Linked DNA regions of Mus musculus: all the other regions are linked to region 5. The links are chromatin loops, found by intact Hi-C in ENCODE. Cell type or tissue: heart. All regions are shown on one strand. Links, peaks and the distances in the headings refer to the core of each region. The heading gives the core; the rest is flanking DNA.

Region 1 (4,361 bases), core at 99-4,098, 59 kb before region 5:
AATGTTTCCTTTATGAAAATAGAAACTTGGATCTTAAGGAATAACAGACAGGTATAAGCCTGGCATGGCAAATCCACTTCCAAGCACTCATGGGCTTCACAGAGTAATGTGGTTTGTTAAGCAGATGCATGGTTTGCATGCAGCCTAACATGAGCTCCACAGCCTCAACCACATGGGGTCCACATATGGTAGATAAAAAATAACTTGTGTTCAGAAGGTGGGTGGAAGTGACAGAAATTACATCATCATAGAGGTTACAACTAAAACACAAAATGCAGTCCCCATTTTGATCTCAATAGCCCTCCTGAAGGAAACATAGACTGAAAATTATCCCTGTGAGAAAAGATCTGATGTAGTAAGCACCCATTAAATGATCATTTATTCTTCATATACAGGCTCTGCCTGCAGGGAAAACACTCAGGTACCTGAAGATTCGAAGGCAGCAGCTTTCTACTACGGGTCACAGTGGAAGCATTTATAAATCGCTCATTTTAGATGACTCTCAAAGTCTGAAGACAAAAGACACTTCCCTATTTTCTCCTTGGTAACTGGACCATTGGGTGGAATAAAATCTTCTGCTCAGCAATTTAATGAATTTAAAGGGAACTGAGAGAAAGACACCAGCAGCATCTCATTGTGAGTAAGAGCAACTTCTGCAGAGTCAAAGGAAGCCTCGGCTACTCTGATCCATCTTAAACCCCAGAGTTAGCCCTGAGCTCAGGCTTTGCAGTATGGAAACCAGAGAACCTCAGCAGGCGTGCGTGAGGTCCCTGCTGCTAAAGCCCACCCGTATTAGAGGCTCACATCTGGTGATCAGAACAGAACGGAGGAACCCCAGCAGCGCAGTGCCGAGTGGCAGTGTGGATGTGGTTGCGAGCACACTTGTGCTCAGAGAACAGTAGGCAATTGGCAGGCTGAGCTTTACAGTCCTGGAGAACCTGCCAAGTGCACTGGGCTTCTGGTCAGTTGCTGTTTCTTCTGGAAAATTCTGCATATGGTTTAGCATAACTAATTAGGGTAAAATATTAATCAATCATAGTCTCTCTCTCTCTCTCTCTCTCTCTCTCCCCATACACACACACATACACACATACACATACACACACACACACCACAGTAACAGGAAAGAATTGCAGAAACAAATAAAAACCTGAGCTGGCTTTTAAAAGTTGGGCCCGAGGCATCTGTGTCAGCCTCTCCCAATTCTGTTGTTTGGTTAGCAGTGCACTTGACTGACCCCAGAGAATGTTTTGTTCCATTTTGTTTCTTCTTTTGAAGTACTGAAGATAGGTGTAGAAAAAAAATAGCCTCTCATGTTCCAGAGACGGGAACCTGACGGACTGAGCGGGTTCTTTGATTAAGCGTGTTCTTACTCCCAACATTCAGGGCAATCCATAAACGCCCATGAGGTCAGATCCTTAAGTTTCCATCCCAAATCCCTGAGACAGAACAGCAATACATACGATGCCAGCTAATAGTGGACCTTGCGGAGGGAGGTTGGAAATAATTTTGGAGTAAAGAGATTTAAGAGAAGCTGACTTAGAAAGCAAGGATCAGAATGACTGCGATTGTTGTTGGGTGGACCACAGGAAGGAGTGCCAGTGAAGCCGGGGCAGGGAGCCCCAGGGGAGCCCAAAGGAAACCAAATCTGATCTGCTGTGTGACAGTGCTTCACATGATGCAAGTATCCATGTCTGTCACAGCCATACATTTTAAAACCCCGCCGATGAATTAGCATTGCCTAACATAAACCTGACACTGCTCAGGTTGAATGGCATCTGTTTCAGGCACTACATAGATACATCCAGAGCCCAGTTACCTTTTAAACGATCCTCGAGTACTGGTAGCAGACACTCCCACTTTGGAGATCAGAACATTGAGCCTCAAAGCTTGGGCAAAGTAGGGTATCAATCAATGCCTTAGCAGACACTAACTGGATGTCTAAGTTGGTGCTCTACAATATAGGGATAGAAATGCGAAGATAAGAGAGACTCGTAGAATTCACACCTCTGCCCACAATGTACTGATCAATCCCAGATGATGATGTCTCAGCATCACGACAAAGTGCACTATCCTCTAAAAGCACAAGCTGAGAAAAGCCCCAAACCAAAGAACCACGTGTGTGATTGACCACAGTCCCCCCTTGGTTAGCTGCTGTTGGATACCTACAGCCCCTTGCCTTGCTAGCCACAATCCAGAGGGAACTCTGTCTCCGGGGCTCCCTAGCCACTTGTTCTACCTTTGCAATTACTGAAAACTAATCCTATCCAACACAAGTGAGTGAGTCAGCTGTGAAACTGCTCCTGGAAACAGGGGGCTGGGTGGTGGGAGAGTGCACAGATGGCGTTTCCTTTTTAAATGAAATGTTTTGGCATCAGCCTCTGTCAAGAGCTTTCCCTTGTTTCCATCTGGTTTGGGTCCTGGAACACACACAGGAGAGAATGGGAAAAGCAAACTCCGCCTGCGTGCTAAACCACTAGAAAAGCTAAAGTGCCTGCCAGGACTTCCTCTAGTTCCCCAGAGACCAGAGCATTCTGCTCAAGGAATGTCTTCATGTTGTGTTAAGGGAATGGGAGAGCTCTGTTCTTCAGACCTAGCCCTGTGTTGGAGAAAAATATTTGAAAGTGTGTATACTTTGGAGCAGAGAGTCTTTCTTGCGTGTGGTCTCAGCCCTGTGTTCTCTCGCTGTTCCACTTCATGCAGGGCACTTATCCTCTTAGCTCTGGCTGGGTCATCTGGAGAGCAGAAATAACAGAAGCTAGCATGTTGATTAACTGAGATGGTACATAGTAACTTCCTGGTTGTCTACTGTTGGGCTCATCTGTTCAAAGGGGCTTCAGAAAAAGATAATGATATTACTATTAATTTTCACAAGAAATTGCCTAGAATCGTAAGAACACCTAAGAACACTTCTATTCTACAAATGAACAAACAAACCAAGTTTGTGCATAGCCAGGTCACTATGAGGAGACACTGAATTGCTCTGGGGAGTCGGTTTCTAAGACTCAAATATATCTACTAGTAGCACCTTTAAATGTGTATGAGATTTACAGCTTGGCTTACAAATCTTACCATCCAGCAAAACCGAAAGCATAACCTGTAGGAAACAAGGCAAGGCCAAGGAATGCTCATCAGCTGCTTGAGATAGTGAAGAAGGACACCTGATTTTGGAATTCTCACGCAACTCTTATACCAGTAGAAAGCAGAGCACAGTCATTAAGGGAACACAAACTAGGGTCAAGCTACCCAGGTTCAAAACCAGGTACTGCTACTCATGACAACATTCTTAAGCAAGCTAATTCATGTCTGTCTTCAGTTCCTCACCAAAAAAATGAAAAGAACTACATCACAGCAGTATTGTAAGGGTAGAATGGATGACCATAGGGAAAGAAATGGAGCCAACGGTTATGACTATTTTAACCAATGGTTTCATTATTACAAAGAGAAAGATTATCAATAAACATTACAGAGAACATTGCAGTTTTATAAAACTAAAAAGACTACAAGAAAACTAACAGAAATAAGATAACAAGGGTAACTTTGTTTTGGATTTCATTGCTTTCCAAAGTTACTTCACCTTCACCTTATGGCTGAATTTACATACCAAATCTTTGTAATAGAGGCATACCCTGACAAGTCCTACACCTGTATAAATGTCTATTAATGAATGCCTTTGACATGAATAGGAAGAAACGGCATATGAAAAAGGAACACTTCTCTATCACCTGTAAACAGAGAAGAATCCACTCTTTTGGATACCACCTGAGCTAAGTCAGAGGCATGGGGGTACGTTAGCAACAGCCTAGATTTACTTTTTAATGGAAGCACATAAAACTGTAGAACTGTAGAAGGGAACTAAAAAGTACTCTTGTAAATAAAATCCAATACCCCAAATAAGGCATTATGTCACATATTCCAGTGCACAGTCCATAGTCTAAGTCCCTCAATTGGTAAAATGCATTTAATACCTGCATAATGCAGGTGGTTTTCCACAAGCTTCCTGGTGAAGTTAGTGCGTCCTGGAAGAGGCCAGCGTTAGTGTTCCTCAAAAGGTTCCAGGGTTACTCCTTTGAACACTAAGGTTAACAGCTGCTAAGATGCAGGGCCGAAGCACCAGCTTCCGTCCTCCTAATCTACTGCCTTCTGTGGAACACATCTGCATAATTACTTCATCAGAGTGTATTCAGAACTTTTTTTTAAACACAATTTTGTTCGTTCTACAAATCTGTAATAATTTGAGAAGAACTAAGGTTTTTCTGTTCTATCAAGATATGTAAAAGAATGTGCTAATCACAAAAATTGGTTTCCATGTGCTCCTTCTGTGGGCACATAGCAGCAGCCAGCGAGAGAGTGGATCCATT
Region 2 (4,361 bases), core at 192-4,191, 130 kb before region 5:
TGTAGATGTGCAGTATCTGATGCTAATACTGTGTACAACCCACTACTTTCCCAGTGTTGCTTCTTGAAGATACATTCAAATTTCTGAATCTGAAAGCTATGACTGTGCCTTGAAGTGGGTTCTGCCTTTATGTGGAAAGTGACATCACAAAAGTAGAGAAACTTCTTTTTCTGCCAGCTACCACTATGTGCAAAAATGTGAGAAATTAAGTGGTTTGGATTCACTGGGAATGGTAAGATATTTTAACTTACTCCTTATAAATTTGCTGTTTACCATTATTAATATGTTTTAGTTTTCTCTATAGTTTACATGTTGCATGTCTTCCCATATGCTTTAGTTAGGGTAGCTTTTTCCTCAGAGCACAACTGTCTGATGAGTAATAATAAAAATAATAATGATGATGATGATTTGATGAGTTATTTACTTCTCTGCATGCTTCATAATTAATAAATGGTATAAAGGAAACTAGTTGCACAAGCCTGAAATCCCAGCATTTGAGAAATTGAAAAGGGACGAAGGCAAGTTCAAGGCCAGCCTGAGCTACAGAGAGAGAAGAGTCTGTCTTCAAAGATGAAACATGAGAAGGGGAGAAGGGGAGGGAGAAGGAAAGGAGAAAAGAGGAAGAAATTGTGATGTATCTATTATAGTACACTCTGAAATTACCCTCAGTGAATGCTAGCTCTGCAATTCAGTGTATTTAAAACTTTGATTTGGAGTGGGCAGATGCAGATGTGACCAGTTTTCCAAGTTTTGTCTATATGATTCTAGTTGAGACATTTAGAGCTCACCATTCATACATACAAATATTACATATATATGTATATATGTAATAGCTCATTATTTCAAAGATCAGCAATGATGTATACTGTGATTGTTAGTAGAGGGCCTACTATACAATAAATGTTCAATAAATGCAGCTTATTTTAATAAAAATCATCTTTGGAAAGCTTTGGATATCTAGAGCCCATCAATAATTCATATTAGATATTATATTTTATTCTGGAATTTGTTGGCTAAAGCATCCTATTTCAGAATGCCAATGATTTTATTCACCTTCATAAGCTGACATTTCACACTAGCTTTAAAGATTTAGCTCTTATCCCACATTTCAGAGAGCCTGAACTTACACAGAATTTTCAAGAATATTACCATTTCCTAACAATTTAATCTTTTCTCACATGACTTTAAGCTACTTAGGATTTAAAAATATGCATAATTCAACTTTTAAAATACTTAATAGGAGGGGTAAGTTGCTTGTCAAACTAACATGAGTATTAAAGTTCACTGTTCATGTATAAAACAGAAGCCAGGTATGGTAATAGGTAGTCAGGATCAAAGCACTGGGAGGCAGCGAACCTAGACTACAGGCCATCAAAAACAAAACAAAACAAAAACAAAAACAACAAACAAAAAATCTCAAAGGATAAAGTTGATAGTGCCTCAGGAATGAGATCTGAGGTTGTGCTCTGGCCTCCATATCCATCTGCACAGACCCTGCTCCATCCCACAGCGTGCTCTAGTAAGACAAAAAATGTAGATTATAACCAAAGGCTGCTAACAGTCAACCTTTATTTTTTGTTTGTTTTTAAAACTTATTTATTTATTTTTACTTTATTGTGTGTGTATTCTGCCTGCAATGTATGTCTGTCCTTCCTATGCATGCAGGACCCTCAGCGGCCATATGAGGGCATTGAAAACCCTTCAAATGGAGTGAGAGAGTTCTTAGATACTGTATGGGTACTGGGAACTAAACCGAGGTCCTCTGAAGAGAAGCCCATGTTCTTAAGTATTTAATTATCTCTCTCTAGCATCTGAGGGAGACAGTTTACAGGAACACCTAAATCTAGAATCAACAGATAAGTGTTTTGCATGAAGTGACAATGTATGTGTACACAGCTTAAGCATATCCTCCCATAGAGCTCAGATAATCTCTACATTGCTCTTAACTCTTTATACCACACATAGGCTGCATAAGCAGTTCTCACACTGGCTTCTTTACGAAGTCAGAAGAAAGCCCATACACATTAAGTACAGATTCAATATACACGGTTTGCAGATTTCCGTCTGAGATTGCTGAATCCACAGGTGAGGCGACACGTCACAGATGGGCCAGCTGTGCAAAGCCATGCTGTCTCCTCCTAGACACTCTCACAGAGGCAGCAAACACTTTGCTGGAAACATGAAACCTCTTCATCTCTGTTTCTAGACATGGAACTAACATGGAACCAGAGACTGCAGTCTAACGTCTGCCCCTCCCTAAGTGACATCATGCTCAGAGCATGGATGAGCACAGACTTTGGCAGGAAAAGTATTTTATTTCTACACAACCATGAGCTCTCTACAGTTAACATCTCAGCATTCTCATGCCACACACACTCTTTGGTACTTAATGCAACCCTTATTAAATGGATCTTTTGTTGAAAGGATCCCTGTTTTCCCCCTCAGTATCACCAAAATCCTAAATCTGCTAATTTGAAGTCACTGGAAATTAAATAATTTCAACGGAAGGCCAATCATATTTTGGTTAATACTGATACCGTTAATTATTTCCTTGTGGTCACTACCCAACTCTGTGTACAGCGAAACGAAGAAAACATTTTTTTCCAAGTTTATTTTAGAGAAAATTTACTTTGTTCATTGCTCTTTCCTAAAACCTATATTTGGATTCAGCAGCCAGTGGTCTGAAACATTAATGGGGCTTTCCACGGAGCCATTAGCTTTTTTTCTTTCTGTTTTGCAAACAGGGCTTATTAAATCTTTGCTGGAGGCACTGGGGGGATGAAGAGTACTGAGAATGTGCTGATGTGAAAGGTTTCGCAGAACTCAAGCAAATCATTTCTGATTTGCCATAATTCCACAACAGGAACGACCATGATGCATGCTGCTTGGATGGCAAATACAGACTCTTAACACGCAGAACATGGTTCAGGAAAACAGGAGCCCAGCCTTCCCCTGCACAGACTTCCCTTCAAATGCTTTCCAGTCAGTGTAAGGGATGAGTCTTTGTGCTAGGACAGCTTACAGCAACCCTACTAGCAGACCAGAATACATGAGTGTGTATTTTAGGACACTCCAAATGTCTTTTTTTCTTTTTAGCTATTCCCTATTCTAAGCATAGATACACACGTGTAGCTAAGTTTAATAACATATAGTTTAAAGATATCATACACTATATAGTCAAGTTGGATATCTAACCAGGTAAAGATGTTAAAAATCAAACCCAGTATAGTAACTTTCTAAGCCTCATAATTCACAGAAAATTAACCAATCTGTGTCAAGACTGAAATGTTCACACACACATATACACTTTTTTAAAGTTTCTCTTAAGCATGATGACAATGACAACAGGAAGACAGTTTTCAAGGCATACATAAAAGGAATACTGTCCTGGCCAGATTTCTGTCAATGTGACACAAGCTACAGTCATTTAAAAGGAGGAAACATCAATTTAAAGCATACCTCCATAAGAGCCAGCTGAAGGGCAAGCCTGTGGGGCATTTTCTTAATTAATCATTGGGGGGTGGGACAAGCCCGTTGTGGATGGTACTAGTCCTGGGCTGGTGGTCCTGGGCTCTGTAAGAAAGCAGGCTGAGCACCCATGGTGAGGCAGTCAGTAAGCAGCACCCTCCATGGTTTTTGTATCAGCTCATGTCTCCAGGTTACTGTCCTGTATGAGCCTCTGTCCTGACTCCCTTCAATTAGTGACTATAATGTGTCAGCAAATTAAACCCTTTCCTCCCCAACTTGTTTTTAGATCACGGCATTTCATTGTGGTACTAGAAACCCTAACAACGAAAAACACAATCCTAGCAAAACTTTTCAACCTAAAAAGCACATGGACAAGTGATTAGTGACCCCAGCTGAAACTGAGAAAGCTGACAACACAGAAAATCCAAAACAAAATAAAAAGCAAGCTAATATAACATCAGTGGACTTCCCAAAGCTAAGCGTTTTAGGCAGGAGGTACTTATGGAAAGGGGGAGAGATGAGTAAAGATAGAAGAAATCACCGGACATCTGTTTAAGATAGATTTAGATGCCTGGGTTTCCCTGTCCTTTCTATGACTCTCTTGAATTGGAGGCAGTTCAATGCAAGTGGAACACTATTCTCACACTTGTGCTTAGACTTCCTGTTCTTCCTACTGTTCCTTCCTGTTCTTCCTAAGCCTCTGGCACGATAACCTACCTTTTAAAGGGAGAACATTAGAAAGCACTCCTCTGGTGAATCTAACCTGGAGCAGAAGAGAGTCATAAAGATATCAATATCTATGCCCCCATTAGAAAGCCTAGGTGGACCACCTCACAGGAGAGCTGGTGGGCCATGCCACAAAAGAGCATGCTTAGGATTCCTCTTCAGATTTT
Region 3 (4,361 bases), core at 77-4,076, 140 kb before region 5:
GGATTATAAGGACCACTCATATTATTATAAGGATAAAATTAATGTTTCCTGTGTGGACCCTTCATTTAGGAAGCCAGTAATGTAATTGAGAATACCAGGTTGAGATGACACTGTCGGTCTCAAACATTGAAATGATGACCTCTTGACACCAAGCCCGCCTTTCTAGATCCTGTCTACAAACAGCCTTGATGTGAGTCCATACCACTGCTGTCAACAACCCTTTTGTCACAGGTAGACCATGCTTGCCTATTCAGAAGTGCCCATCAGTAAAATCTGAACTATTGAGAAAGGATCTTTAGAGAATAAAGGTAAATTCTTTAAGCAAAGTGGATCATCATAAGTGAGTACAAGATGCCCAGTTCATTCCTATATTAATGAGGGTTCTCTGGAGAAATAAAACCAATGGGATTGGTAGATAGATACAGATATGGATATTATATTAACTAATTTATTAGGTTAGCTTTAAAATAGCAACAATACCAGTATCATGCCTGAGAGCTGAGAACATAATAGCTACTCAGTACTTGAGGCTGGGTGCCTCAGCAATTGGGGGAGCCCCTCAACAGCCCAAACATTAATGGGCAACCATTGGTTTCTAGTCCACAGTGAAAGCCTGGTTTTAATATCTGCAAAGGTTTCATCACCATCTTCACCATCATCACCATCACCATCACCATCACCTTGACTAGCACAGCTAATCAACTCAGCAGCAAGAGAGAAGACTAAAGAGCAAAAGAGGAAATGATCTCCTGCAACACCCAGTTTAATTGGACTGCTATCAGAAGATAACACACACAACTAGGGTGGTTCTTTCCACATCCATGGGAGCAATCCAGTCATTTCTTCAGGTGAGGCTTCACTCTCTACTTAGTAGTACACTGACATTACAACCAAACATCATAGCTCCCACTTACCCAGCCTATCTTTTTAGTCCACATTCCCATGTCTGGATTCAAGCCATACACAAGCAAAGCTCTTCCAACCTGTGTGCTGTTATTGCTCACACTAAATTTCAGCCTAGGATATCTTCCTGGATACCTTCTGAAAACATGAGGTGCTCACACACCAACTCCACATTCCTGCTCCACTACAAGACCCTCCTGGCTAATCCTGCTCACTGTCACGTCATTTCTCCAGGTATTTTTCTTAAGACTTGCTTTAGTACTTTGCTTAGTTTGTGCAGAAGCGCAAAAGAGATTCTTTTTTAAGCAAATGGTTGGTCTTATACTGTCAGGATTTTTCTCTTTTCTTTTCTTTTTTTAAATTCTAATTTCGTGGGTTAAATATTTTGTTATATATAGTTTATTTGTGTGATACAGCTGATTTAGAACCCCTAGGTAGGGACAGGGAGGCTTCATCAAAACTTGTAATAACTGAAAAATTTAAATTTAGAATACATGAAGGTCCCTCAAATGAGAACGTTCCCTGATAATGCTGTAGTGCAATCTGAATACTAATCATCCATGCAAAAATGGAAATGGTCCTTTACTCTCCAGGGTCTGCAGGTTAGAAAAGAACAAGCAAGAGCTAGCGATGGAGCTTAGTGGTACAGCACTTATCTAACACACATTCTCTCTCTCTCTCTCTCTCTCTCTCTCTCTTTCTCTTTCTCTCTCTCTCTCTAACACACACACATACACACACACACACACACGAAAGCAAAAAATGGTAGTTATATTTCTGTTCAGGCAGAGGTTTAACAAGCTAAGGCAATCATTAAAGGGAGCCAAATTCAAAAGTGGGCTTGAAGCAGGAAAGGAAAGGAAGTCTCTCAGGAGGTGGGATAAATACTGTAGTATGTAGAAGTGAATAGTAAATCCCATTCTCGGGAGAGAGAAAGTAAAGATGGAAATCTCTGGGGATCAGTAACAAAAGGGACAGGATCACAGTGACTTTGTCTCCGGGCTGGGGCTACCATGACAGCCAGGCAGAGGAAAGGTCAGGAAAGGTCAGTGCCCTTCTGCATGTGGGGTTGGTTTGTTTGTTTTTCTCTTCCATTAACTTCCCCCATGTCCTGAGGGCTCTTTGTAAGGTGATTTATTTTGCAGCTGGAAGTCCACTCTCTGGATGCTTCTTCCTTGCCTAAGAACAATGAGGATGTGGAGGAAGAACACTGGAACAGTGTCCAAACATAACAGACACTGACTCTATCTGCCCAAACTCCACTACAGTCCTTCCTAGGACACATCTGACAATCCATACACTGTCGCACCTGCCTTCAATAGGCAAGGAGCCTAATCTTGCTGACGTACAGGCGCAGACATCCTCGACTGACAATTTTCTCTCCTAGGGATGAGGTAATGGAATTCCCGACTACAATCTAAAATTAGTCCATATTGAACACTCCAATTGGGAGCTTTCAAGTCTGAAGCAATATGAGTTTTGAAGGCAATACCCTATTGGTTTCTTTGTTCTTGGTAGATTGCTCACTTTTGCCTTAGGGGAAGTGCACGGGAGGGTTTTGTGTGGTGCTCTGAATGGTGAATGAGGGTCCATGGCAAGAAGACTTGTAGGTTTCCTCAAGTTACGATCGAGAGAAGCTGAACGGTACAGCCACTGAGATCGGAAGTCCAGATTTGTGTCAACATGGGCTCCTCAGACCAGTGGTGTCCATTTGAAGTCAACGCTACCAGAGATGATTGTACAGGTTTGTTCTAAAGAGAAGTGCCAATGGGGAAGCGGTATATGAGCAGGTAATGTCATATCAAATTCATTCTTGGTAAGTCACCTAAAAGCATTGCTTCTAAACAAGAAAAGATTGTCACGGAGACTTCTGTCCCAGTTCTACCCACAGAAACAGACCTCTCTTACATTGCAGGTCAACTCCCATCCATGCTGTCTTGCTTATTACCGTCAAAGCTAAGCAGGCCACTATATAGTTCATGCATTATGACAGGGAGAAGGTCATCTCTATTAGAAAGACAAAGCTAATTAGTGGCTTTTGTTTTTCCCTATGAGAAAAAGGTTATTTGCTGAGAGAATAAGTAAAGGTTTTATGTAGAAATGAAAAAACAAACAAACAAAAAAAGGTTTCCTGATGGGGGCTCAAAAAAGTATGTTTTCCTGGGGTTCCAGGTCTACACTGTTCAAAGAATTACAAATAACCCTGTTGCCTCCAAGAGAAGACTGCCATTTTCTGCTGACTTTCTGCCAGGAAGACAAGCTTCTTACTAACCTGACTTTTCAGTGGAGGTCAATGTTTCTGTTGTCCAATCATCCTGGATTTCGTCTTGTTCATCAGGGGACAAAACTACATCAATGCCATAAGATTTGATCTAAAATATATATGTCCCCTCCCCTGGGATGTCTGTCCATGTAGAGAAGCATCTTGTGCACCAACACTGGGTGTAACTAAGAACAGCCACAATAACCTGAAGGTGACATCAGAGAGCAGAGAGGACTGGGAATCGGGAGAATTTGGGTAATTGCTGCCTCTCTGTCTATGAACATGGAGCATTTCCCGTTTGAGTCTATTTATCAACTTTAACATTGAACTTTGGTCAGAAAGACACGATGAACTCCCTCTAGTCTTAACCTTTTTTTGTTTCTGTTTTTTTGAGACACAGTTTCTCTCTATAGCATTGGCTGTCATGGAACTTACTTTATAGACCAGGCTGTCCTTGATCTCACAGAGATCCACTCTACCTATTGAGTGCTGGAATTAAAAGGTGTGTGCCAACATGCCTGACTCAAGTCTTTCTGTGATCCCAAAAGAAATACATACTGACACTGTGGCGCCCATTTTCTCAGGTCCAAATGCCTTCCTAATAAGGTGAGAAACAAACTTTGATGGTTTCTATCTGCTTAGCTCAGGGAGTGGTACTATTATGAGGTATAGCCTTGTTGAGTAGGTGTGTCATAGTGGGAATGGGCTTTAAGACCCTCTTCCTAGTGGCCTGGAAGCCAATCTTCTAGAAGCTTTAAGATGTAGAACTCTCAGCTCTGTCTGTACCATGCCTGCCTGGACACAGCCATGATCCTGCCTTGCTGGTAATGGAATGAACTATAAGCCAGTCCCAATTAAATGTTGTCCTCATTAGAGTTGCCTTGGCCAAGGCATCTGTTCATACCAGTAAAACCCTAACTAAGACACAAACACGTCAAAGGACTTCTGAAGTATCACAGAAAGATATATACATGTGCTAATCAAAGAAGAACATGTGAAATAGATATTTTCAATGTCCAACATTCAGGCTGTCTTTAACTCCTTATATACAACCATTCTGCAAAGACTTACATAAGATGCATAAAGGGAGGTCCAGACTTGCAGCTTCCTCTACATGGCTAAGGAGACATGACTGAGAGTAGGGTTCAGGAGGTCTCTTGGCAGAAAAGGAGTTTCATACTATGAGAAAGTTTTC
Region 4 (4,361 bases), core at 107-4,106, 210 kb before region 5:
CTAGGATGTGCTTTAAGAGAAGAGTCCCTTCCCTTTTAGCCTAAAGGCTCAAACTGAACAACTGCAACAGAACTAACAAGAGGGAGGGAGAGAGAGGACGGGGGGAGGGGGAGAGAGAGAGAGAGAGAGAGAGAGAGAGAGAGAGAGAGAGAGAGAGAGAAAGGGAGGGAGAGGGAGAGGGAGAGGGAGAGGGAGAGGGAGAGGGAGAGGGAGAGGGAGAGGGAGAGGGAGAGGGAGAGGGAGAAAGAGAGAGAATTTATTGTCATCTCTTCTACCCTGGTGCAGAAGAGTCCAGATCAACTCTTTTTGCTGTGAGAAATGTCATTTGAGGATGCTAGTGTGGGTAATGTTCTTGCCTGCTGACTCACCACCCATGGCGGGCTGTCAAAGCCTGGAGCACACTGCAACCTTGAGCTTTCGGGGGCAGGGGAAAGTGAGTGAGGCTGCTTGTGCTGTGCGTTGCTCTTTCCTAATGGCTGGAACTGTGCCAGACCCACAGCTCAGGAAGGAACAATACTTCCTCATGACAGGATAACCAGAACTGGGGTGAGGAGTGTGCTGGGCCAGGAGAGAAGCATTGTCCCCCATCTCTGTTCTAGAGGGGACTGGCACCCATACAGCTAGAGGATGAACAAAAGAGACCTGTTCACGCTTGTACCTGGGTCACTGCAGGGGTCCTGGGAAAAATGACAAATGGTATTTTTTTACAATAATCTAGAAAGACAGGCCACAATTTCCATTGGACCTGGTTGTCCTCAGAGGAACTGTCACCTGGGAAGATTGTTCTTTGCCATGTGCACTGTGTCTTCCTCTTGTAAACACAGCCCACTCTTCATGAGTCAACAGGCCACACATGTCTAGGAGTGTGGGGAATGGGTAGAAGGCCTGGTTCCACCTCTGAATCTTCTCACTAGCAGGCCTGGCTGGGGCTTGGCCAGTGAAATCACATCTTCATGGTAAATCTATGGTCTTATCAACAGTTCTAACCCCTAGAAAAAGCAGCCACACCTTATCTAAAGTGGTTGGCTTGCTCACTACAAATATTTCTTAGGTTAGTGGTTCATGAGCACATAGCCCAGTTTTAGAAAACTGCAAGCCTAGCCCTGACACTGTCTTACACTCCCTTGTACACACTCACCCAGGGACTTTTTCTCCCCTGGGAACATCTTCTGGAGGGGAAACCAATTATAATGCCAAATTCTCTTGCCTAATTGACCTCTACTAAGACCACCCTGCCCTGCACTTACCAAAGCTGGAGACCCCTTTGCAGTTTATGGCCTCATCAATTTCTAGTCTCATAGGCTGTTCTAAGATGTCTCTCTGTTCACATACTATAAACTTCCCACTCGCTTTCCTTTTGAATTTGGATCACACAATATTTATCTGCATTCTTTTTTAAAATTGCTGTTTTTGAAGATTCTCAGTCATCTGTAATAATTCCTCAGTTTCATTACTGATCCCATTATGTCACCAAATAGAGGACAGGTTCAGCAAAAGCTATGTTTATTGAAATAAATCATAAACAGTTTAGATTTATATGCATGTTCCCCTCTGAACTAGAGGAGATAGGTGTGGTTATTAATCAATTGTCTTTGTTTAACTGATAAGAAAACATGGGATTTTGAGAAATTTAGCATTTGTCCTAGCTCACCCAGATGGAAAATGACAGAGCCGGGCTCAAACATAAGAAGTTAACTACTATACCATGTTATTTCCCAACCATTGAGCAAACTTGGCCACAGTGTCAGGGAAATAGTGGCAATGGCCCAGAACTTGGATGTTTGTACAACCCCTGGTGAGAGGGACGCCTATGTGGATGACATCCAGGTATTGTCTACCCCACATTAGGAAGAATAATTTCACAGCTTCCTTGGTAACCTGGTTTGTGGTTTAATCATTAGCCGAAACTATTTTAGCAGAGCTTTATCAGTGCACCACAGTGGGAAGGCAAACGAGACAATTGCCTGGACCACTCGACCTTTGCAAACTTTAGGACAGCTGTAATGTTACTTCCTTTGGCTTTCTCTTTCCCCACTCAATACCACTACTCAGATTACCACTGTCCTTCTCCTATTTAAATACTTTAAGTTGCTTTGTGTATGAGTGCATCAGGGCATGAAATCTCTCATCATTTCCTTGTACCAAAGCCTTGGGGAGCATGCATCTGGGTTTACTTCATCACAGCTCGTAATGCGACGTCCTGATGCCAACTTGTCTGCTGGCAGACTTGTCTTGGACAGACTTGGTTAGTTCTCCTTCAAGGAACTCTACCTGGGTCTCAGAAGCAGCAGTGCACTAAGACCCTGTTGTGATAGAGTCACTGAAGCCATCTGTCAGGAGCCAATCTCCTGGAGTGCTTTCTTATGAGCCCTAGAGAAACATCTTCTGTCCACTAGAACGTATTTTTCTTACTGCTTCTTGGTTGTCCATTCTTGTTTCCTCAGCAGAAGTGGAGTATTCTCTGCAGGCTAATTGAATTATTCTCCCTTAAAAAATCAACTAAAACCTATCTGCAGGTCCAGATCATGAGCGTATCAGGCCGACCTGTCACCAGTAGAAATGGCTCCAAGAAACTTAAATTCAAGTCACCAGCTAGAAACTAACTACTCTTTGATTCTAAGTATAAGCACAGTAATAAATCATCTTTACCAGCTGACCAGTGGACCTCCTCTTTCCTTTGGTTTATGATTGCCTTAGATAGATGCTGACAGTAAATAGTCCTTTTTTCTTCTGAAAGGCAGTTAACAGCAAATGTAAACATGCATGCTAAGTATCCAGTCACACAAGAAGTACCTTCCTCAGAGTTCTGGGACAGGCGATAATCTTGCTGCCACATCTGCTCAATATTAGAGATCCAGAGTGGAGGTTTTGAATCAATATCCAGCCAGGTTCAGAGGGGAAACTAGCCTTGAGACCAGGGCTTGTTTTATATGTCCAGTGAAGAGATAACAACATGTGACATACAGTGACAGATACTTAGAATGAGAAAAAGAGAGTGGAAAAGGACGCCTGAGAAGCTTCAAGTCCAATACAACTGTGGTCAATGACAGGGAAATATTGTGAACACCGATCTTATTTCTCCCCCTTTCTGTGACCTGAGCCTGAACCTTGATATTTAGGACAGAAATTAAAGATTTCTTTCGCTATCTTAAATACCTAAAAGTCAGAAGGTCTGAAAAAGAGATGAGGCCATTAGAAAGAAGATGGTAAGCACAAAATCCAGATACAGGGAAAAAAGCTGCAAGGCTCTAGTAATTAGAAAATGATGCACCAAAAGGAACAACAACCAAGAAAATGCTCCTTGATTTTCTTATCCACCCTGGGAACAGTGTCTTGATATTATGACCTCTGATAATCCAGCATGAAGACCCTGTTCTCTGCTGGCTCACCTTGTGTGCGGTTTCTGCAAACTGCTGGGCACTGTTCTTCATGTCTTCTGTCTTCTCCTCTGCTCGGCCTAACCGTTCCCCACGCTCGTTCAAGGCCTGGCTTGCCTTCTGTACTGCACTGGTCACACTATCAGCTGCTGAATGGAGGATGCTGTTTCCTGGAAAGATTGCAAGAGTGTCAGGAGCTAGATTGGATCCCCACAAAGACAGATAGATTGATACCCACACGATGGAAAGGCCCAAGGTGGATGGTAGCTGAAAATAAGTTTCCATTCTTTTGGGTGACTCATTCACTTATAAGTCACCCAAAGATCTGCCACAAGACCAGAGCAAATCCTGCCAGCTTCTCTCCACTCCATCACCATTTATTCTACTTGAGGAGGCTCCAAAAGATGGAGCCCAGTGGAATTTAAGACTAACTTGCATAGGTAAATGGGAACAAGTTCACAAAATTGGGAAAGTCCATTAAGATCTATTTGCATCTTATGTACATTTTTATTATTTTATTACATTTATTTATCTTTTCTCTCGTGTGTGTGCGTGTGTGTGTGTGCGTGTGTGTGTGTGTGTGTGTGTGTGTGTGTGAGAGAGAGAGAGAGAGAGAGAGAGAGAGTCAGAGGACAACATCTGGAAGTTGGTCCCATCCTTCTATCACATGAGCCACTAACCACTTAGTTAACTGGTGGCACATACCTTACCTGGAGCCACCACACTAATTTATTTTTGATGACAAGTGTCTCACTCAAGTCTAGGTGAGCCTGGGATTCCATCTTTCGGCCTCTACCCTGCAAGTGGGAATTCCAGGCATGAATTCCATGCTCTATAAAGCCTGTGATTCCCCCCAACCCCTTGGGCTGGGGAACTGAACCCAGGGCCTTGTAAATGCTAGACAAATCCTCTACCACTGGCTTATGCTTAGTTTTCCAGTTTGTTTCCATCTTTAGTTCAGATCAATAATCCCCAGAAACTTGG
Region 5 (4,361 bases), core at 165-4,164:
GTTGCCGCTGAGAAAAGTCAACAACAGTGACAAGAAAACCTCACACATGAAAGGGGCGGGGGGCCACGACACAGCAGCAGAAAGTAAGGGAAACACCCACAGTGTACACACCAGGTTATGGGGAGGAGCTTTAAGGCAGCCGAGTTCCTGCTTGTGCTAAGTGGGAGGAACCATCCAAAGGAGCTACTGGATCTGAAGAATGACAACCGTCCCTTCCCCGAGCGTTGATTGCAGTCAGGAAGGCAGGCTTGGGCCACATTAAGTGGTATACTTGAGTTTTGAATAGGCTTCTGATTTACTGCTAAGTTTCCCCCACTGTTAATCACTTTAATGCTTAAACAAAGCACAAATGGAAGGCTAAGATAAAGCCCATGGGTGAGCCAGGATGCCATTTGGCATAGCAACATAAGAAGTAGTGAAAGTGCTGACTGACCTCATATATCCAGATTTGGGGTGCTCATTATATAAACATTATAAACTCCCACGTCTCAGGCAGACTCCTAGTGCTTCTCTCATGCAAAGTAGTTAAAACGCAAGACCACCATCCAGCTCATAGCAAGTTATAGTAAGATCTCTTTGCACAGGTCCCTCAGTGGTGTGGGCAGCAAGGGAAAGAGTAGTTGAATCTAAACAATGCTAAAAAGCTAATTCATCCTGGCACCCTGCTGGTAGTGCATATAGCTGCACCCTGGAAGCTATAGGTCACTGTCAAGGCTACCACCTTCCAGAATGCATGAATGGCTTTGGCTAAGTCTCATCACCATGGGTCAACTGGCATGGGATGCACTTCACACTTCCAAAAGGCCAGAGCAACCTGTCTATTCAAAGAAAACATTTCTTTAAAAATCCTTCTTAAATGTGCTTTCAAGATGTGCTGTCCCATAACCACACATTTTCAGCCGTCAAGTCTGGGTGCAAACTTTCCACAAATATCCAAGAGCCTCAAAAAAGGAGCTAGAATACTTGTTGAACTTTGTATGGTTTCTTTTAGTTGTATTGGCATGTGTTATGTTGCTGCGATAAACATCATGACCAAAGGCAACTTGGAAAAGAAAGGATTTCTTTGGCTTACATGTTCCAATCACAGTGCATCACTGAGAGAAATCTAGGCAGGAACTCAAACAGGATACATGGAGGGACACTGCTTACTGGCTTGCTCACCAGGGCTTGCTTAACTTGCTTAAAGAAGCCAGGACCACCTACTCAGGGTGCCACCACCCACAGAGGGCTGAGCCCTCCCACATCAATCATAAGCAAGAGAATGTCCCACAGACTTGCCTATAGGACAACAGAAGTAACTCCTTAGTTAAGGGTCCTTCTTCTCAGGTTGGCAACCAGCCCACACACGTCTAAGGATCACCAAATCTCTACAGACTGGAGAAGAAGTACTACACAGTAAGAAAGAGCAATCTTATCTTTTTGTAAAATTACTCATTAGAAAAGCAACTAGAATCATTAAAATGAGGCAATAGAAGCTGACACATGTCTTGAAGTTCAAAGTGCTTAAAGCAACTTCCAAAAGCTCCTGGAAGAAACCCTGTCTCCACTACAGAGAACTAATTTGGAGCAGCCCCCTCTCTTTCTCCCCCTATAGAAATTAGTGATTCTATGTAGGCATGGCTGGGGAGCAGCCTTAGTGTCATCGGAAGCTAGTTAGCAATACAAACTGCCATACCTCTGCTCTAAACCTAGAGAGTCAAGAGACTGGAAGTGAAAGCCAGCAATTCATGAGTTATCAAGAACTAACACTCATATTTGGGAATCTCTGCTCTAGCTAGGCTCAGGGTATACTTCTGGGGAAGCTCGGGAGCCTCATTAAATCCTTGTTAACTGGGTGGCATGCAATCTCTCCTGTCCTTGCCACTTAAGTTGGTTTTTAATCTCACAGACTGATTTCAGCAAGGAGACTTGAGTCCTTAATTCAAGGTCACTATGAAAAGCCAAGTCAGAGCTCCATCCCAGGACTTGCTGATTTCTTCATCATCCTAGGATCACAAAAGAAGCCCTGCTGACACAGACAGTTCTGCGGGGGCCAGGACTGTGAATGGTGCTAGGGCAGGTCCCATGGTCTCCTCCATTATACCACACTGCCTCCCTCAGACAGGAAAGTGGGATTTCCCACCCATAAAAATCAAGAGAAGCCGTGCAGGTGTGTGTCAATGGCTTCTTCCACAGACCTCAGCAACTAAACCTTGTAGTGAAGACTGCACAGTCCGGGGAGACTTGATTGTTATAATCAAGAATAAGCAGAGTTTTTAAAGCTGGGCACAGTGCACAGAAACAAAACCTAAGGCCTAGATACCATCTTTGTGTTTTCTTAGCAATCTTCATCTCCCTTTACGTCATTCACTCAGGTCTCACAACAGAAAGAGATAGGGTCACCGTTATCTCCCACTTTGTCAGAAACAAAACAAACAACACAAACAAGAGCTGAAGTTCAAAGTGGTAAATAACTTGTCCATCAGGGAAAACTTGCCCTCAGGTCTGTGTGACTCGAGAACCTGTGTTGTGTAGCCACACCATGGGACCCCCACATCTGAAAACCTTCCCCAAGATGTTACAATCCCCAAGAGAAAAACGTACACCAAAATGGTTAACTCCCAAAACCCTGCCACTTTGTCAGAGTGAGTTCTCCTTTAAAAACTTAACACACATAACCAACAACCAAGGTGTTCAGCCAAGAGATGAAAGAAAAGGAGAAGGGGGGATTTAAAAGAGTGAGGTGCCTGCATAATTATTCTGTATTTCTTCCCAATGCAGCCTCCTCATCAAGGCAAACAGCTATTCACAGCCTGGGCTGAACTCCTCCACACACCTCAACCCTTTTCCCCTCCACCACACCCTGTTAGGACAGCACTGCTCTGACTGATGTGCAGGCACAATTCTAAAACTCAAAACAACAAGCGGGGGGGGGGGGGTGGACCCAGAAGGACCGTGGCCATCCTGAACATCCGTGCAATATGCATACTGCCGTTTTCAGGGCCTCGGAGTCTCCCAGAAGACCTTAGGAGACTATGAAATGAAGAAGGCATTCCTCGGTCCCTGCTCCTTCCCACAAAGTCCGGGTTGAAGAATGATAGAAACAGGAGATGGTTGTTAACGAAGTCCAAAGCAAACAAGCTCGCATGCACTCCTCCTAAAGAACGGTGTGCCATTCTAAACTCTCTAACTGACCTTTGGGTCCTGGGGTCTGTGATAATGTAAACCTGGGGAAAGTCAGAAAGAAAAAACAAGCCATCCATCTACTCCAGCTTCTCTGACCCGCCATATGGGTGAGCCGGATTCTGGCGCGCTCTGAAAGAGAATTCGGAGCCCCGAGGGAGGCCTTGGCTGAGCCCCTGACCACTTCTTAGGTTGGGGGAAGGGGCAAAAGCTAAGGGGCCCGGAAGCTAACCCCGTAAGAAGTACCAGCCTCAGTTTTGGCATCGATGATCTTCCTGGAAGATGCCAGCATTCATAGATGGGGTGATTTCGCTAATTTCAGCGGAGAGAGCTCTGGCTAGGGGCGCTGCGACCCACTGAGTTCTCCAGGAGGCAGCCCAGGGGGATCGTTCTGCCGAGCAGGCAGTGCGGACCTAAGGGCTCCACCACCAACTTTCTCACGGGAATCTGACCTGCTAGGTTCTGGCCAATGTAGCTCCCACTCCTGGTCCGGGGTTGGAGGGAGAATCAGCTACCCCGACCCCGTTCCGCGCGCACAAAGCAGCTGAGCCCTGTGTCCAGCCCCTTCTCCTGCCGCCCTCCAACTTGCCCGCGCGGCTCTCCGCGCGCCTACCCTCTCCGCCTGCCCCGCGCCGCGCATCCCAGCCCGCAGCCGCGATAGCTGCAACTGTACGCCGGGTAGCCTGGCCTCCCCACGCCAGGAACCTACCGTGCAGCCTGGCTCGTGCTCGGGCGGTGCCTAGTGCGCGGCACGCGTCCCAACCGAAGACAGGGCTCCCCCGCGGCTGCCCCGCGCGGAGATCGGGGCTGCAGACTAAGCTGGGCCGGCTCGGCTTCTGGCTGATCGCGGCTCGCCGCTCCCGCGCGGGCTCCTGCCGCTGTGCGCGAGGAGGGAGGGGTCGGGGAAACTCCTGGCAACTCCAACTCCGGGCGCCAGAGCTCCAGCTGCAGCCTCGCGCCGGCCCGCTGCCGCCGAGTGCGAGCTAGCAAAACCAACCTGCCCCCGCCGCTGCCTGTGAGCATGCCCAGTGCTGCTGTGGGCGAGCCACAACGACCTGGCCTGGGGCAAAGATCGGTAGCCCAGGGCTCCGGGGCCCCGCCACAGGCCCAGAGCCCGGGGGACAAGTGGGGGCGAGCCCTTGGGGCGCGGGTTAGCAAGTGCAAAGCGGTGAGAGTCCCATGGGTTGTGGGAAGTTTGT
Region 6 (4,361 bases), core at 270-4,269, 220 kb before region 5:
CTCTTCTTTTTTTTCTTTCCTCTCTTCTCTTTCATTTCTTCCCCTGCTTTATTCCACGGGATCAGAGCAGACATGATGGAGCCCAGGGGGTAGAATATGAGCCAGGCTCTTTTGCAATGTCCTCAGACTCTCTCCTGCAATATCTGGGGGTGATAGACATATAATGGACCCTGAGAGGGGAGGGTAGTTCTCCATCATAGAGGATCATGGGGAGCCACAGAAATGAAAACAGGCATTCAGGACTTCTTCTGGCTCAGCCTTAAGCGTAAGGGGTGGGGGGTGTACATATTTCACGAGCAATCCTTTTTTCTATTGCTTTCAAGGGGAAAGTGGGGCCATATTGGGACCCTCAAGGAGAAACTGAGCTGTTTTAGCCTAATCACTTTCCATGTGGATAACAGTGCTGCACTCATGGGCTCAGATGAAGGGACCTGAGTCTGCTATTGATTGGATGCCATTGTGTTATCTTCTATCAGAATCTAACTCTCAGGGAACTTATTAACCACAGTACCTTTCCCTTTTACTTAATAAATTCCCAGATTTCGCTCTTTTCTGTGGCTTCCTCTGTTAGCTAATGTTAGGACACTGTCAGGACACCAGACCTGCTCACTGAGGAGGCAAAGGGGTCTCAGTTCAGTTCTTAAACATGAATGTCTAACTTCTCTGAAAAGTTTTGTTTTTTTTTTTTGTTTTGTTTTTGTTTTGTTTTTTTTTTGGTGGATAGACATCAGCTTCTCTGAGAGGCTATCAGGACTCACCAGCCTTACTAGCAGTCTTAGAGTGTGGTGCTTCCAAGGTGGGTTGTACATTACAATACCTTGACCTTGATGCTCATAACATTTGCCCTTAGGAATGGTATTTAGTCCAGCTGTCTCCTTCCATGAACAACTTGGGACTATGCCTGCTGTTGCCTGTTTTACATTCCACAATGGCAAGTAGTCTTCTTGGGTCTTTAATTTACTTTTGATGAAGGAAAAAAAAAATTAGTACCACCCACCCCTACTAGGATGAGCCCACAGGGAGAGAGGTGGTGATACATAGACCCTTTGGACAATGCATGGGAACAGTGAAAACTACAGTTTGGAAATACACATCTCCATAGCACCATGCACTCTCAGTAACTCTACCACATGCCACTTCATCCACCAGGCTTGAGGAAGACACAGTGGACATTATTCTACTTTAGGACATGAAGAAGTAGATAAAGAAAATGTGTAATTTGTCTGACAGCACTATTGTCAAAGCTAGGGAACTCTTTGCTAAGGATTCACATCAACCTACTTTGTCAAGAGAAAAGTGTGTATTGCTTATAGTTTGGGAAGAAGTAACATTACATACTATTTACAGGGATGAAGTTTTGGAGTTTGGTTGGGGCAGGACCTATTGTTCTAATTGCTCTGACCTTGCTTGCCTGTGTTTTATAAATGACCTAATGATGTTAGGATTCCATTTTATAAATAAAACACTGTAATTGTGTAGAAATAGTATGCTATCACTATAGATTTTCCGAAATAGTTTTTCAGCTGAATACATCAGATGCTTCTAGAAAGATATGACATCACCAATGTATATGTTAGTGAGATCTACCTGCCTTCTATTTTTCTCTAAAGGCTCTTTTCACTTTAGACCATTTTCAATCTGTAGATCTGGTGGTTCTTTTAAATAGCATCAGGGAAGTAGTCTAAGAAGGCTCTTCTCAGCCTCCTTGGAGCAGTGCAGATGATTTTGCTGAAAGATCCTTAACCTACTCTTGAAAGAGTTGCATGAATTTCCTAGTCAAAGGATACATCAGAACATCTCCCAGACCAATTGCTCATTTCATCTCCATGGTTGGTGACCTAGATATAGAGTTGAATTTACCTCATTAATTTAGCTTTCTTGGATACTTCTTTCAGAAAGTAGCTCCTACTGGGCACTGAGGTCAGCTAGCTCTCATTTGCTAGAGCTTCTGTTTCTGAGAGGTAGAAAGATTATAAAAATGGACAGAGAAGATTGGATAACATCTGCTCCAAATGCCCTGAGCTAATAGGGAGTGAAGGAGAGTGTGCCCATCCACCAGCCAGCACCACCTTCAGCAGTCAGTAAAGTCCACCAAAGTCACTGTGTTGGTCTCCTTCACAGGACAGACAGACTCCAAGCTGACATACACTGAGTGCAGATGTGGCAGGCACAGGGGTGTACATTCATTACATCATTCAATTGTTACATTCATAGTCACCTGCAAAACTACATATCTAACAAAGCTGATGCTGGGTTTCAAAGAAGAAATACTTGGGACATGAATCCCTCTTTTAGTATTCTTAAGTGCGCACTCGTGTGAATAACCACAAGGGGGTGCCCTCCCCTAAGTCCTAACTAACCACACCTTAAAGGCAATGGTTTAATTTTATGGTGTGTGTGTGTGTGTGTGTGTGTGTGTGTGTGTGTGTGTTACAATTTATACATTCTAGTTCCACCCAGACTTCATTTCTTCCTTTTATCATAGTAGTGGGGATGGAACCTAGGACCTCACTGTAAACAAGCCCTACTGCTGAGCTATAACCCCTGCTATATCCCTGAACATTTTCTCCCTAAATGGCATGGCTCCGTTTACACTGAAACATTCCAGACTGATGTAAACATGTCCACAAATATTGGGTGTTAACTCCAGGCCTGAAACAAAATACCCAGTGGGGAACTATTGTGCTGTGAATAAAAGACGTGTTTATTCTTCAATAAAAGTGTACTCCTTGCCTTCCTAAAACCAGAAAAAGACAATTGTTCTTGAGAACTTTATGCTTCGGCCAGGAAGGATTAGTCATAATGAAACAGGTCATCTGGTGCACATGGTCAGTACTTACACAGTTATGGTCTTTAAAATTTGTGATCTCCAGCCTTAGTCCTCCGGGCAAAGCTTGTGAAATTCATGGACTTGGGTTTTCTTGTTTCTGTGTCACCCAACAAATAAGCAAGTTGGCTGAACATCTGTGATAACAACTGTCATTGGATGAAAACTTCATCTATATCTAATGTTGGCAAGTGATACCTGAGACTCAACGGACTGGAGCATACCTACCCCACCCCCATCAAACTCTAGATGTATGACCTTTAAACTTACCACCCAGGGCAGATTGAAAGGGAAATATATGTGCTGTAAAATAAGCCTTTCCTCCACCTGAAAGAACCAGTATTATTTAAAATGCCCAATAGAGGAAGAACAATAGTGATATATATGGCCAGCTAAATAATAATCCAGTAGGTCTGACATGCATAGGTTCAGTTTCTATACTATATTCCATGGCATCCAATGTGATGGTCTATGGGATGGGCCAAGCCATGGGATAAGCCAAGCCTTTCATATAGTCACCCTGAAGACTTACGGAATTTAGTCATGACTCAGCAAACAGAAGAAATATTGGCAGAAAACTTGATGAAAAGGCATGTTCTACAACAACCTCCTCTGAGGTAAACTTACAAACTTCCATCCTGAGGGAGACAGTCACATGATGTTCTGAAGGTGTGTGAATCATTCCATCCTGCAGGGAAGCTAACAGGAAGGAAACAACTCAAAATGTTTCAGGAAGTCCCTGAAACTAACTAAAAATTCTACATCTCTCCTTTCCCAAAGGTATATAAGCAGTAAGGACTGATGAGAAATACTCTCAGAAAATTAGACCTACCTAGAAAAGGAAAAGAACAGTTAAGCTTTCTGGAACAAGCTCACCTGGAAAAGATTCTTTCCAATCTGACCGGCTGATTACAGGCTGTGCAGTGTATTCCAGATTCCCAGCTTTGTGAGCTGTTGCCTATGCTGGAGTGGGCTTTGGGCTTTGGTGATGCAGCTGTCTCAGAGTCCATTCTGCTCCTGTAAGTAATCCCTTACCTATATGCCTATAGGTTAGAACAAAAAACTCATGGTTTACCAAGTTGGAATTTTGATAGTATCCTTATTTTGATCTGTTCCCAGGTCCCTATCTGGAGGGAGCAGACATTTGTTCATGTCTTCCAAGGAATAAGGAGGGAGTGTGCAGTGAAAATAGGATTTGGAAAATTCAGAGGCTCTAGATGAGGCTCAAATGTGAAAGTGAGAATCAAGACAAAAAACTGCCCCTCCCAGTAATACTGTGTAAATATACTTTATACTGAACATTCTTGGCAGCTTTTATTTGCTAGTTTAAATCTAGTAAGCATCTGGGAAAACCAGATGCCCCACCATCTGGGGCCTGCAGAAATAATTAAATAAATAATTAATTAAATTAAATTAACAAAAGCAAAATAACCAGGGATAGCAAAACAGCAAATTTGAAAGTAAATGTAAACATTAGAACTGGCTATAACAGACAGGGTAAAGGTCTGGCTGTAACTCCTTCGTTAAGTCCACA
Region 7 (4,361 bases), core at 116-4,115, 90 kb after region 5:
AACTAGAGATTCTTCTTAATCTCTCAGTTGAGAAACTTGAAGTGCAGAGAACTGGACGAACTGTCTAAAGCAATACAGCTACTAAAATTCAAAACAAGGCAAGGGGCAAAGTACTCCTGAGGGAAAAGAGGCAAAGTGAAGCACTTCCGACTCAGAACAAGCAATCATTCGGAAGAGTGTTTTCCTGCCTGCCTCTGCTGGGTCAGCAGATCAGCAATGCAGAAGTGCTTGCTGGGATTAAAAACCATTCTCTTTTTATTCTTCAGTGTTTTACAGCTGCAACATATCTTGGTTAAAATGAACATCTCTCACACAATGCTATACCCTCCTTTCTGCCTCTTTGTCAATGTAATAAATATCACGATCATTCTTTTTCCTTCTAGAAGAACATCTTATATAATAAATTGTTGTGTTACAAGAGAATGCCAATGGATCACACAAAAGTCAGTACGCCTGCACATTAGAATTGCCTACAAAAATCTGAAATCATGCCTGGGACACACAGACATAAATTACTTAATTAGTGTCTCCTAGGAAGGGGGGCAAGCACCAAGGTCAGCATCAGTGCTTTTAAAAGTATCCTAGAAGGTCTAGCAGTATATCTATAACTGTATCAAGCCCCAGAGTTATTTGGAAATCTTGTTCAAGTGCTGATTCTGATGGAAGGCCTAAATGGTGGTTATAGGCTGCATTCTTGTGCAGCTACTTCATCTGTAGTGTGATGGAGTGGTGAGGCTTCAGACTAGCTCTTCTCAAGCTTTGGTTCCTAGATCTGTGGCATCCATATCATGCTTGTGATTTGATTACAGAGCCCAGACATTTTTTAACTTCAAGGTGATTCCAGTGTGTACGGAAGTAAGAACTGCTGTTGCATGATCTTCCAGAGTCTAGCTCTGTGGGTGGGTGGTGAGAGGAAAGGCATAGCCCACAGTGATCCACAGAGAGGATCCCAGTATTGGCAGGATGCTTGTGGAAGTAAGAGATCAGACTACAAGAATTCTTCCCCCACAAGAAGTACAACCAGATGTAGGTGGCAAACAGGGAGGTACCCCAAAATGGTGATGTGTCTGGGAGTGTGAAATGCCAGTCAGAATCTGGGATGATGAAACAGGCTGATGCCCCACTGGACCAAATCCCAATGGCCATGGTTTCTTCCTCTAATATCTTCTCTTATCAAAATACATATACTTTCCCTGTCTTTGCACACAGCAGAGCAGTTTTGGGGATGTTTTAGGATGAGGTTACTTGTGTTAGAATTCTGGCTTATTTGACTGTATAATAAGGCATTTTAGACTGTATTGGTTTCTAATTTCCTTGTCATGTAAAATAAGACAAATCTATTAATTATAATTACCCATAGACTATTTGATAGGAAAGAGATAATGGGTGTACCATGTTGAGGGCATTGCTGGGGCCCAGGAAATATTCCTCAAATAAAGCTGCTACAATTTGCTAAACACATGAAACTCAAGAAGAACGAAGACCAAAGTGTGGACACTTTGCCCCTTCTTAGAATTGGGAACAAAACACCCATGGAAGGAGTTACAGAGACAAAGTTTGGAACTGTGAAGAAAGGATGGACCATCTAGAGACTGCCATATCCAGGAATCCATCCCATAATCAGCTTCCAAACACTGACACCATTGCATACATTAGCAAGATTTTGCTGAAAGGACCCAGATAGAGCTGTCTCTTGTGAGACTATGCCGGGGCCTAGCAAACACAGAAGTGGATGCTCACAGTCAGCTAGTAGATGGACCACAGGGCCCCCAATGGAGGAACTAGAGAAAGTACCCAAGGAGCTAAAGGGATCTGCAATCCTATAGGTGGAACAACAATATGAACTAACTAGTGCCCCCTGGAGCTCATATCTCTTGCTGCATATGAATCAGAAAACGGCCTAGTCGGCCATCAGTGGAAAGAGAGGTCCATTAGTCATGCAAACTTTATATGCCTCAGTACAGGGGAACGCCAGGGCCAAGAAATGGGAGTGGGTGGGGGAGCGTGTGGGGGACTTTTGGGATAGCATTGGAAATGTAAATGAAATAAATACCCAATAAAAAAAAAAGGAAAAAAAAAGCTGCCACTGTCCTTGTTTCGTTTGTTTCTTCATTTCTTCGGTTGCATCCACTAATCACTGCCACGAGTCTGAAATCCAGTCTGAATGTCTGACACTCATTGCTATGGCGAGTTACTGTCATGGTTAAAGGACCAATCTAGCCTGGGTGGACCCTGTGTATTTGCTATTTAGAAATGGATGCACCCTCCTGGTCCCTAGCACTTTACTAATGTATGTGTGATATTGCACCACCTACAGGACACTCTGAGGCTAGTCACAGCAATGTGCCCTTCAGGTACTACATTCTTTAGCTTCCCTTTGTGGATGTTTTTTTTTTACACCTATTTTTATGTAAATCTACAAAGTTTTAACTTAGCATACACATTATAGAAGTGGGAGACTTTTGGCTTAACATTGTCCATACACACACACACACACACACACACAATATACACACACACACACACATATATATATACACACACAACATATATACACACACACATATATATACATATATATTGCTGAGATTAATGGTGTTCACCATATATTTTTTAATTAAAAGAATTAAAATTTGTTTTTATTTTTATGTATTATGGCAGTTTTATCTGTATGCCTTTCTAATGTCCAGAAGAAGGCACTGGACTCCTTGAAACTGAAGTTACAGATAGTTAAAGACAGCCATGTTGATGTTGTGAATTGGATCTAGGTCCTCTGGAAGAGCAATTAGTGCTCTTAATCACTGAGCGATGTCTCAAGCCCCTAACACAGTCATTTCTGCCTTCTCTGGAATCATTCAATAAAGAAAAGATCAATTACTTTGTTAGTATTTTTTGTTTATTTGTGTATTTGTTGGTATGTGTGTATACACATTTATGTTCTCCTTATTGAATTATCTTTTGGTACCACTAAATACAGGAGTGTTTATTGCATATTTTCGGAGAGGTACTTGTGACTCTTAGCAAACAAGTTCTCTTAGACTCATAGAAAGAAGTTTAGAACTGTTGTAGGCTGCACTTTCATCTTCCCAGGGTTTCTCTTAACTTGAACTGCTAGAAACTTCTTGGCTTGATGTGACGTAGCACCAAAATTCACCTAATTGTGAACATAAATACAGATGCAGCTAGAGTGTCATGTTCATCTAGATGACTTACAGTATCATAAAAAATAAAAGCACAAATACAAAGTTCTTGAAGATTTTGGGAAATCTGGGGACTTTCAGAGATTCTATGACTCCAAATGAAGGCATACTGATCAAGAGACCAAACCTCCATCTCTAGCATCATTTGGATTTCACTCCTGTGACCTCTGAGGCACAGAGAGGTTAATGGGCTTGTTCAGTGCCACACAGGCAGTGAGAAAGATAAACCAGCATTGCATCCCAGGTCCATGTGTTGACTTGGCTTCCTGCTTGGAATATCGGAGCACTCCAGAGTCCTGGCAGAACTGCTTGTGAGCGAGCACGGTGATCACTGGGCACTGAGGGTTCCTTCCTGATTGTCCTTTAAGTGATTCAAGGAGACTCGAAGCAAAGGCTGAAATCATAAGCTGAATTATAAAGTGTCTGGGTTTTTTTTTTTTTTGAGGGGGACAAAGTCTCCATTTTAATGAGACTTACTAGTATCATATACAATTTTTTTTGAGAATCATTCACAAAAGCTTTGGGAGCTTATAGAGACATGAGCCTCTACTCCTGAAGTCAATACCAGTTCATATCTTGGGTGAGAGTTGCTGTATCTGGCTTAAAATCTAGCAGTATTCATTCATTTATTAATGAACTCATCATGTAGTGTTGTTGACCACCATCCTAGTCTATCTCTTCAGATCCAGATCCGCTCCACACCTATGTCCTCTTCCCTTAGGGTCCAAGTGCATCTTTCCTTCTGTAGCTAGAGGTCGCAGCTTTATGGCAGGAAGGAGGAAAGCACTTGAACGATCCTGGCATCAAGAGTTCCTAGTGCATTTCCATATTTTGGTGCAAAAAGCATCAAGACCTTGACAAATAACCCTCTTACCACCTCTAACCCACATTCTTCATCACAATGAGAGTACCAATCAACTCACAGGCCTATTGTGAGGGATTCCATGATATCAGAAGAAGGAAAGAGAACAGTCAGATTCTTGGACAGAGTATCAGAAATCAGGCAACTAGCCCAGTTCAAGACCCAGTTATTTCTTCCCTATGAAACCTTAAGATCCAGCCCTTATTCACCTAAGCTTCTCTTAGCATTGTCTTCTAAATTCTCAGCAGGGTGGCCCATTAAGCTCTGCTCACAGTGTTCTAAGGCTCCCATAGTCCCCA

The links. Hi-C counts contacts between places; a loop is a spot of excess contacts. Peaks named below come from ENCODE experiments on the same cell type or tissue, not always from the same donor. Only the 100,000 strongest peaks of a DNase experiment are listed, where the experiment ranks them.
Region 1: a loop joins it to region 5, with 3 times the contacts of the local background. A loop is called at or near these places in 12 of 42 quality-filtered maps.
Region 2: a loop joins it to region 5, with 4 times the contacts of the local background. A loop is called at or near these places in 5 of 42 quality-filtered maps.
Region 3: a loop joins it to region 5, with 2.6 times the contacts of the local background. A loop is called at or near these places in 2 of 42 quality-filtered maps.
Region 4: a loop joins it to region 5, with 3.0 times the contacts of the local background. A loop is called at or near these places in 2 of 42 quality-filtered maps.
Region 6: a loop joins it to region 5, with 2.8 times the contacts of the local background. A loop is called at or near these places in 14 of 42 quality-filtered maps.
Region 7: a loop joins it to region 5, with 2.2 times the contacts of the local background. A loop is called at or near these places in 9 of 42 quality-filtered maps.

What each region holds. Positions count from the first base shown.
Region 1 is chr12:45,011,030-45,015,390 of GRCm38, forward strand. All of the region lies in intron 2 of Stxbp6 (syntaxin binding protein 6 (amisyn)), which reads right to left. Gm38487 (a long non-coding RNA gene) reads right to left here. Exons shown (of 2, transcript XR_381564.3): 1 at 2,635-4,361; 2 at 1-1,954. Among named protein-coding and RNA genes, the nearest start is that of Gm38487, 6.2 kb to the right of the region's middle. In heart, for the core only: no CTCF peak of the experiment used is centred there; DNase peaks (open chromatin) are centred at 782 and 2,462.
Region 2 is chr12:44,941,154-44,945,514 of GRCm38, forward strand. All of the region lies in intron 2 of Stxbp6 (syntaxin binding protein 6 (amisyn)), which reads right to left. Among named protein-coding and RNA genes, the nearest start is that of Gm33548, 17 kb to the left of the region's middle. In heart, for the core only: no CTCF peak of the experiment used is centred there; no DNase peak of the experiment used is centred there.
Region 3 is chr12:44,926,603-44,930,963 of GRCm38, forward strand. The region is part of intron 2 of Stxbp6 (syntaxin binding protein 6 (amisyn)); the gene reads right to left. It overlaps Gm33548 (a long non-coding RNA gene), which reads left to right. Exons shown (of 3, transcript XR_381565.4): 1 at 1-2,297. Among named protein-coding and RNA genes, the nearest start is that of Gm33548, 2.2 kb to the left of the region's middle. In heart, for the core only: no CTCF peak of the experiment used is centred there; a DNase peak (open chromatin) is centred at 2,099; H3K27ac peaks cover 658 bases.
Region 4 is chr12:44,857,836-44,862,196 of GRCm38, forward strand. Stxbp6 (syntaxin binding protein 6 (amisyn)) reads right to left here. Exons shown (of 6, transcript NM_144552.3): 5 at 3,390-3,547. Among named protein-coding and RNA genes, the nearest start is that of Gm33548, 67 kb to the right of the region's middle. In heart, for the core only: no CTCF peak of the experiment used is centred there; DNase peaks (open chromatin) are centred at 486 and 1,776; H3K27ac peaks cover 753 bases.
Region 5 is chr12:45,070,324-45,074,684 of GRCm38, forward strand. Stxbp6 (syntaxin binding protein 6 (amisyn)) reads right to left here and starts at 4,160. Exons shown (of 6, transcript NM_144552.3): 1 at 3,872-4,160. In heart, for the core only: CTCF peaks have their summits at 2,091 and 4,087; DNase peaks (open chromatin) are centred at 2,048, 3,378 and 4,098; H3K4me3 peaks cover 1,895 bases; H3K27ac peaks cover 1,598 bases.
Region 6 is chr12:44,846,565-44,850,925 of GRCm38, forward strand. No RefSeq gene overlaps it. Among named protein-coding and RNA genes, the nearest start is that of Gm33548, 78 kb to the right of the region's middle. In heart, for the core only: a CTCF peak has its summit at 2,316 (motif pointing right); no DNase peak of the experiment used is centred there.
Region 7 is chr12:45,159,922-45,164,282 of GRCm38, forward strand. No RefSeq gene overlaps it. Among named protein-coding and RNA genes, the nearest start is that of Gm24731, 53 kb to the left of the region's middle. In heart, for the core only: a CTCF peak has its summit at 2,322 (motif pointing left); no DNase peak of the experiment used is centred there.